Linked DNA regions of Homo sapiens: all the other regions are linked to region 1. A link is a contact called in ENCODE Hi-C or POLR2A ChIA-PET data. All regions are on one chromosome and are shown on one strand. Each heading gives the region's core, a stretch centred on a gene start or an enhancer-like site at or near the end of the contact. The rest is flanking DNA. Distances are from core to core; before and after follow the strand shown.

Evidence for each region. Hi-C counts contacts between places; a loop is a spot of excess contacts on that map. ChIA-PET counts read pairs that join two places held with the same protein, here RNA polymerase II (POLR2A). Pooled maps may share reads with other maps.
Region 2: a map of gastrocnemius medialis shows a loop between it and region 1 (4-fold over the local background). The contact joins the enhancer-like site here to the promoter of HAPSTR1 in region 1. A Hi-C loop is called at or near these places in 1 of 168 maps with a recorded cell type or tissue (gastrocnemius medialis) and 2 of 50 pooled maps. POLR2A ChIA-PET finds 5 or more read pairs at or near these places in 1 of 52 experiments (Panc1).
Region 3: a pooled map shows a loop between it and region 1 (2.5-fold over the local background). The contact joins the enhancer-like site here to the promoter of HAPSTR1 in region 1. A Hi-C loop is called at or near these places in 2 of 50 pooled maps. POLR2A ChIA-PET finds 5 or more read pairs at or near these places in 2 of 52 experiments (IMR-90 and activated T-cell).

Annotation. Positions count from the first base shown.
Region 1 is chr16:9,090,232-9,092,984 of GRCh38, forward strand. It overlaps HAPSTR1 (HUWE1 associated protein modifying stress responses), which reads left to right and starts at 1,413. Exons shown (of 4, transcript NM_014117.3): 1 at 1,413-2,039; 2 at 2,690-2,753. The coding sequence starts at 1,814. RefSeq lists enhancers at 1-443, 2,713-2,753 and silencers at 354-484, 1,273-1,342, 1,513-1,852, 2,063-2,562.
Region 2 is chr16:11,680,304-11,683,056 of GRCh38, forward strand. The region is part of intron 11 of TXNDC11 (thioredoxin domain containing 11); the gene reads right to left. Among named protein-coding and RNA genes, the nearest start is that of SNN, 13 kb to the left of the region's middle. RefSeq lists an enhancer at 916-1,272. Within about 2 kb of position 1,413, at least 17 of the 41 ENCODE cell types and tissues checked have a DNase peak (open chromatin) inside an H3K27ac peak, as active enhancers do; they include gastrocnemius medialis, where a contact is called at or near this core.
Region 3 is chr16:11,296,360-11,299,112 of GRCh38, forward strand. The region is part of intron 1 of LOC105371082 (a long non-coding RNA gene); the gene reads left to right. Among named protein-coding and RNA genes, the nearest start is that of MIR548H2, 8.8 kb to the right of the region's middle. RefSeq lists enhancers at 1,124-1,303, 1,435-2,118, 2,572-2,621. Within about 2 kb of position 1,377, at least 19 of the 41 ENCODE cell types and tissues checked have a DNase peak (open chromatin) inside an H3K27ac peak, as active enhancers do.

The DNA.
Region 1 (2,753 bases), core at 163-2,662:
TTGCAGGCCGCGGTGAGGGGGTCAGATTTTCTTCCAAAGCCGCCTTGCTCTGTGCAAGCGCACTATCGCAGGCTGCGGGCGACGCTGCCTCTGGCCGGCGCCCTCCGCCGCTCCAGGCCGGATGGTGCCTCCCGTGGGCATGTAGGTGGGGATGGTGGGTTTTGCCTCTGTGCGGTCACCGCCTGTCTGCGTTGCTGCCTTCTCCGGGGCCTCAGACCCTGGAGAAAGCCCCGACAGGGGAGGGGGGCGCGCAGCCGCAGGGGCGTCCAGCTATCGCGCACTGCGGGGGGAGTAGGGGCGGGCGCAGCGCTCGGCACCGCCACGCGGGTTCGGGCCGGGGAAGGCAGGGGCCGGTACGTGACGCGGGGCATGCACGTGGCCTGGGAGTGTGCTTTTCGGGACAGGTGCGGGGGCCGCCGCGCGCGCAAAGGCGCAGACGCACGCGTGCGGGCACCGGGCACCGTCGGCCGTCGGGTTATCCTTGGCTCCGCGGGCGGCCGCCGAGGTCCTGTCCACCCGGAAGGCGCGACGTCCTCGGGGGACGCCAGGGCGCAGGGGCAACTGAGCCGACTTCGCAACTCGGAAGTTTTTCTTTGGCTGTGATGGTCGATTTGCCCGTCTAAGAAATGGGACTCTGGGCCGGGCGCGGTGGCTCAAGCCTGTAATCCCAGCGCCCTGGGAGGCTGGAAGATCGCCTGAGGCCAGCAGTCTAGACCTCGACAACGTAGCAAGACCCCGTCTCAAAAAAAAAAAAAAAAAAGGGGGAGTACTCAAAAGAATAGGAAAGCGCTTTGCAAACTTGGACACGAGTTGGGCGTTTTATTCACTTTCTCTACTACCCTCCTCCCTTTGGGAGCCCCAGGGGCTGGAGTAAGCACGCTACCACCCACTATACCTCTCAGTGCCCGCGGCACAGGAGCCGCACTCGACTTTGCATCCCCCCAGGGCCTGTACACGCCGGAAAAGCTCCCGCGGGGTGCGGTCGCTGGGCCTCGTCACGTGATCCCCACTCAACGCCCCTGAGCGGGGGGGGGAGCAGCGAGCAAGTGCGCATGCGCATCCCTTCTAGCTCTTCCCCTCCACCCCCCACCCGCCCCCTTGGCTCGGACGCAACCACTGTCAGCTCCTCCCCCTCCTCCTCCTTCATCCTTCCTGACATTCACTCCCTTCCCCCAGCCAATTGGTTACGTCAGGCAGACAGGCCGAAGAACCAATCACGACGCTGTGCTCAGAAGCCGCCACGCGGAACCGGCCGGATCCGACTAATAGGGGCCCTTGGAGCGGCCACGCCTCAACCGGGCAGGGTAGCTTGGGCCCAGTGGGCGGTGCTTCTCCTGTCAGCATGTGGGCGGGGTAGGGCGGGGACCAGCAGCCGCAGAGCCGTCCTCGGCGGTGGCGACGACGACGACGTTGCTCAGTCTTGGGGTGGGCTCCGCGGTGCAGGCCGAGCTGCGCGGAGGGCTCGGCGATCAGCGGCGGCGGCGGCAGTGGGGAGGCCGCAGCGCCATGGGGGGGCGTTAGACAGGCTGCGGCGGCCGAGGCGAGGGGCGGCAGCGGTTATCTGGTCCGCGGCGACCTTCGGCCGGGCCCGGGGGTGGGAAGGCCTGGGGCGGGGGTCGTCCCTGGTTGCACGGGGCCGCGGGGCGGGGCTCGCCGGCCGTCGGGGTGCAGGAGGCCTGGGCCGCTGAAAGGAGAAGGCGCCGTCGGTCGCCAGGCCCTGCCGCCGGGCCGCTTGACGACGACGCTCCCGCGGGGGCCCCGCCTGAGGAGGACGCGGCGGCGGTGGCGGCGAGGCCGCGGGAGGCCGCGGAGGATGGAGGAGCGGAAGGAGGAGGGCGAGGCCGAGATCCAGGAGCACGGGCCCGAGCACTGGTTCTCCAAGTGGGAGCGGCAGTGCCTGGCCGAGGCCGAACAGGACGAGCAGCTGCCCCCCGAGCTGCAGGAGGAGGCGGCGGCCGCCGCGCAGCCCGAGCACAAGCAGCAGAAGCTGTGGCACCTCTTCCAGAACTCGGCCACCGCCGTGGCCCAGCTCTACAAAGGTGAGGCCGCCGCCGCCATCTTGGTACCGCTTGGCCGCCCCCGCCCGGGCCCGGCCCCGGCCCTATCGGCTCAGCGGCCGCTTCGGGGGGCCGCGACGGCGGCGGCCTCGGGGATCCCGGCCGGTGGCTCCGCGGCCCTGCCGCCCCCTCCCCGCAAGATGGCGCCGCGGGAGGGAGGCCCGGGGTTGGGGGGACAGGCCAGAGCCGGCGTGGGGGTAGCCCCGCTTTGGGGTGGTCCGAGGGTCCCCGCTCTCCGGGCCCGGCCACCCGGTGTCCCCCTCGGCCCGGAGACGGGAGAGGAGGAGCCCCCGTCACAAAATGGCGAAGGGAGACGGCGGGGCGGCCCCATTGTGCCCTGAGCCGGCCTCGGGGCGGGGACTGCCAGGGGGGGCGCTTCCCTGCGCCGCGGCTCGTCCCTGATCTGTGCCCCTGAGCTCTGCGGCATCCCCTTTTCCCCGCCGCGACCTCCCTGCCCCCCCGGTCCTCACACTGGGTTTGGGATCCCGAAACCCCTGAACAAAATGGCGAAACCTAATATGGCCGTTCCGGAGTGATTGACGCGCAAATAACATTCTTGTTCTCTTTCTTTCTCTTTCTATGTGTGTTTCTTTTTTCTTTTTGGTTTTTTTTTTTTTTGGCTTGCTTTTCAGACCGAGTGTGTCAGCAGCCAGGACTTTCTCTCTGGGTCCCCTTCCAAAACGCAGCCACCGCCGT
Region 2 (2,753 bases), core at 163-2,662, 2.6 Mb after region 1:
GTTTCTTCAGCAAGCATTTATTACACATTCTCTAAGGCAGGGGTTCTCAACTGGGGGTGACTGTACCCCCATTCCCCAGGTACATCTGGCTCACACCTGGCAACCTGATAACTGGCAAACAGCCCAACCAAAGGACTATGAATTCAGGCTGCCCAGCCCTGAGAGCACAGAATAAGGAAGGAAGGTGACATAGAAAGGGGTTTTCCCTACAGCTTTGTTCCAGGTCCTGATCTAGAGATCTAGAAAATTCCTCTTCAGAACTTGTCATTTAATCGTCTGATGATGTTTCTCTCACATATCTATTTACCTGTGCCTGTACAGCCTGGCTGCAATTGATCAAAACTACCAGCTTTATGCACTTAGGTATGAGGTGGGCCGGCAGCCGAGTTTGTCTCCCTCAGGTGTTAACAGAATGGAAGTCAACAGCAGGGACTCCAGAGCCTGGCTGCCCAGGGCCACTGGACCCGGCCGTAAATTGTTTTATAATTTTGGGGTAAACATTCAACCATCCCCTCCTTTAAAGCTTAGTTTTCTTAACATATAAGCTTTCTTCAAGTGGGGCCCAGCCATTCAAATGACAAAGCTGGGTGTGGTGCTGTGTGCCTGTAATCCCAGTGCTTTGGGAGGCTGAGGTGGGAGGATCGCTTGAGGCCAGGAGTTTGAGACCAGCCTGGACAATATAGTAAGGCCTCATCTGTATAAAAAGTAAGATAAAAAAATTAGCCAGGCAAGGTGGCACACACCTGTAGATCCAGCTACTTAGGAGCCTGAGGTGGGAGGATCACTTGAGTCCAGGAGTTCAAGACTGCAGTGAGCCGTAATTGCACCACTGCACTCCAGCCTGGGCAACAGAGTCAGACCTTGTCTCAAAAACAGAAAACCAAAAAACCCCACAACAACTGAAAACACATCGTGGCCCTGTCAAGTGGGCCCATGGAAGAATACCAGACGCTGGACCTGCCCCCACGTTCTGCGGCACAAGCCTGGTCTTGTAAGGCAGAGTAAACGTGAATTACTTCCCAGAAAAAGCTGCCAAGATCCCTCAGGATGTCTACCTCCAGACATTTACAGGACAGTGACATCCGTGAGCATGCTATCTGCTAACTAAGAGGTCTTGGTGCACTCTCCATCAATGTCCCTAATGGGCACACTAAAATACTGCCACACTTTGTGAAAGTAGCAGGGACAGAGAATGTCAACAGTCTACTTCCAGGAAAGCAGTCATGTGAAACTATGGTGGGAAGAGGTCCCCATGTCTATGCAACTCTCCTCTAACCCTGAGGGAGTGGCAGGGCACACCTCTAAAAAACTGTGATTCTTCCCCTGGGACACATCAGAGTCTCTTGGTGGACAGGAGCACCCATCTCCCCCTCATCACCCTGGCCCAGGGCCAGGCCAGAGCACCTATATTTTGCAATGTCACACAGAGTCTGACGCAAGTGCTGGCTGGAGGAGCACCTGCTCGGTGGAGCAAGTGGCTCCAAGATGCCTCTGCACAGGAAGGCTATGTCTCCCTCAAGGCCCCACCCCTTCCTCTTCCTCCCAAGGACAGGCTCTTGCATTTTTTTCCTTCATGATTTTTATAAATCAAGACATGCTCTTTGTAGACAATTTGCAAGGGATGTAAAAACATACAAGCAGCACCTTCAAATCACTTGCAATCTCACTCCTCTGAAGTCATCAATGTTAACACCTCAACATTTTCCCCTCTGTGAACATCTCCACCTAGCACATGCACAAGTTTATATTTTATCACAGTAAATATACAATTTCATATTCTTTTCACTAAAAATAGCATAAGCAGGTGGACAATGAAAAAGGTCTTACTACATGTTATCCAACAGCCTTTTTCATTTCCTCTTTTGCAAGCTGTCAGCTCACGCTGCTTGCCCATTTACCTTCTGGCTAAACCAAACACTCGCTTGGGACCAGCTCATGATGAGCATACTTTACTTCTACCATTTATTTTTAGGAAATGAGAAAAATTCCATTCCAAAGCCATAAAGCTTTGGTTTACCAACATCCTTACATTAAAAGAGAAGTGGACAGTCTTCTTATGTTCGATATTTAGAAACGACAAGGGTAAGGGCCTGCAGCAAGTGCCCAGCATGGGGCCGGAGAAATGCGCACATCTTCACGTTTCCCACACCAGGCAGCCTAAGAACGAAGGTCACTCAGCCCAGACGCAGGCCTCCAGATGACGCCCCACCCTGCCACCTGTTCCGCCTGTGTCTCTCTACACAGATGCATTTCTGCCAGCTGCTGAGAACTTCTTCATTAAAAGGCATGTGCTGGGTGCTAAGATTTTCATATTTTTTCAAACTATGCTTGGAATTCAAAAATTATACGTCATTAAACTACATGCCCAACTCCTGGCCCACACAGATGAAAGTGTTAGTGTTACTGTCCGTGATTCCTGGACTATGTGGTAATTTAAACACTTCTTAGAAAGAAAAAGCCTCATCACAACTCAGTCAGCAGTAGAAAAGGGTGAGTCACATTCTGTTTTTAGTGCATGATGTGACAAGACCCTACTACCACAGAAGTACTCCCGCAAAAATTCTTTGAGATACAAAGCAAAAACCAAGGGAATGATTCAATAGATATGAAGGAAACACTCTCCTAGAGAAACATGACAAGCTGAATCGCAAAAGGGAGGCAGGAAATTAAAACAGCAAACGTCATACATGCGAGCCAGGGAACTCCCTAAATGATGCTGCAGACACTTTCCCCTGGAGAGAAGATACTGTCAA
Region 3 (2,753 bases), core at 127-2,626, 2.2 Mb after region 1:
CAGGGTGGGGGTGAGAGGCTCTGAGGGGCTGCACTCAGAACCTGGGTCTTTCATTTATTTGGCAAATCTTAAATGTCCCAAGTATTCACCAAGCCTTGTGCTGGTGCTGGGGGGACAGCAGAGAGCCTGACACTCCCAGGGGGCTCCTCATCAAAGGGGAGGCCTACAGTAAACAAATAATTACACAAATAAATATAGAAAATGAACTGTCACTTGGGGAGGCGTGGGTCTTGGAGTGGGGTTTTGAGGTGTGAATAGGAGTTCACAAAGCCTCAGAGGAAGGGGAAGGACTACGTTATTCATAAAAATCTCACTGGAAATGAAAAACACTTTGAGGGTTCCGCTGTCTGTTGTCAGACTACCCAAATACCATTGCCAGGAAATTCCAGCAGGCCCACACAGCAGAGCGGTCCAGGGCCAAATAACTTCAAAAAGTAAAATTAGAAAAGCCTCTCTGAAAAGTAGCTGTACACCTAAAGTCTATGTTTAATGTGGCCCATAGATGTGTTTTGTAGGTTTGCTCTGATGTGGATTGGGGTCCCCCAAGCAGTTGTACCAGTCACACCTCTGAGCTCCTAAAGCAGCTCTGGCAGCCAGGCAGGAAAACCATGGGCAGTTTCTTATAAAGTTAAACATTCACCTACGCTGAGACCCAGCAGTCCCACTCTCAGGTATTTACCCAAGAGCAAAGAAAGCATGTGCCCATCAAGATCTGTGCACAGATATTCATAGGAGCTCTGCTCCTAATAATCCCAAACTGGGAAACGTCCCAAATATCCATCAACAGTGAGAATGGATAAACAAATTGAGGTACCTCCATACAATGGGACACTGCTCCCCAATAAAACATTGCAAACCATTGCACACACCACGTCATGCACCGCTCTCGCACGTGTTGTGTTGTGTGAAACAAACCAGACAAGAAGGGACGCATCCCAAGTGACTGATTGGTTTATGTACAGTTTAAGAACAGGCAAATCTCACTGCTATTTATAGATGGCACAGCAGTGGTTACCTCTGCTAGTGGGGCCGGGGGTCGCTTGTGTACTGGGAAGGGGCTCCAGGGAACCTTCTGGAGGCTGAGGGTGCCCTTGATCCTGATTTGAGTGGTGACTATATAGGTATAAAAAATGATCAAGCTGGACACTTAAAGTCAACATAGTTTATGCACTTTCACGTGTAAACATTATTCCTTAAGAAAATAAAAACAGCACCAGTGGCTCCCCCCTTCCCTGCAGACTCCCCCGACACCACCACCTCCTTCTTCGCCTTGCATCGGTACGATAAGGCACTTGCTTGACGGGAAAGAGAAACTCAGCTGCCAGCTGGGGTTCATTTGCACTTTCCCCCGCCTGGTCTGCGGTCTGGCTGTGCAGCTAGCCGCTCTGACGGGGAGGAGGGGCCCAAAGCCACTGCCTGCCGCCTGGGCAGGGGAGAGGGGCACGTGAGGCTCATGGCAGAGGCACAGCCAGCTTCTTGCATGTGCCCTCCCCGGGGAATGTCTGCAGAGCCCAAGACTGCCACGCCGTGGGCACAGCCCTGGCAACAAACAGCCACTTACCCAGTCACCATGCTCTACTTCTCAGCTGCAGCCCCACGGCCTGGACTCGCTTGCCCAGGCCCCCCAGCCACAAATCCTGGGCCCCTCCCTGAAACCTCCAGACACAAACTCACTTCAGGCTGGGGCCTTGGTTTCCCCATCTGGAAAAGGGGTGAAAAGCCCCATCTTTCCAGTGTAGCAGTCGAGGCATTTGCAGCAGGTGTTTGTGCTCAGTGTATCGATGTAGGAGGCTCTCAAAAAGGATGTAGAAAACATGAATAGTTATGAGTCCTGTTTTAATAAAATTAGAATAAAAAATAAAAGCCAGGCAAGGTGTTGTGCGCCTATAATCCCAGCTACTCATGAGGCTGAGGCGGGAGGATCACTTGAGCCCAGTTCAAGCCCAGCCTGGGCAGCATGATGAAACCCAATCTCTACACAAAATACAAAACATAGCTGAGCGTACTCCCTAGCTACTAGGGAAGCTGAGGTGGGAAGATTGCTTGAGCCCATGAGTTTGAGGCTGCAGTAAGCTTTGATCACACAAGTGCACTCTAGCCTGGGTTACAAAAAATAAAATAGGCCAGGCACAGCGGCTCACAGCTATAATCCCAGCTCTTTGTGAGGCTGAGGTGGGAGGATCACTTAAGCTCAGGAGTTTGAGACCAGTCTGGGCAACACAGCAAGACCCCATCTCTACAAAAAAATTTTTAAAAAATTAGCTAGGCATGGTGGCGTGTGCCTGTAGTCCCAGATACTCAGGAGCTTGAGGTGGAAGGATCACTGGAGCCCAGGAGTTCAAGGCTGCAGTGAGCTATGATTGCACCATTGCACTCCAGCCTGGGTGACAGAAAGACCCTGTCTTTAAAAAACAAACAAACAAACAAAAAGAGTGAAAGATAAACAAATAATTAAATTTAAAAATAAATAGAACTAGAAGAGGAAGCCCAAACTATTTCTGAATGTGTTCATCTGAGAAGAGGGCAAAATGTAAAATACACACCAATTGTTTCACCATTATTTTCCCCCGAAGTTCGGATTAAAGAAAGGGAGGGGATTAGCGCTTCAACACACCTCCCTTTGTCCTGGGTGTCGTGCTTCAGCATGTGTGGATGGTAGCTTTGTGGTTAAAAAAAAAAAAGAAGAAGAAATGAGAGCAAAAAGTACTTTGAGAACTCTTTGTAGCTGTCACGTCCCCAGACCCTGTGGTGAG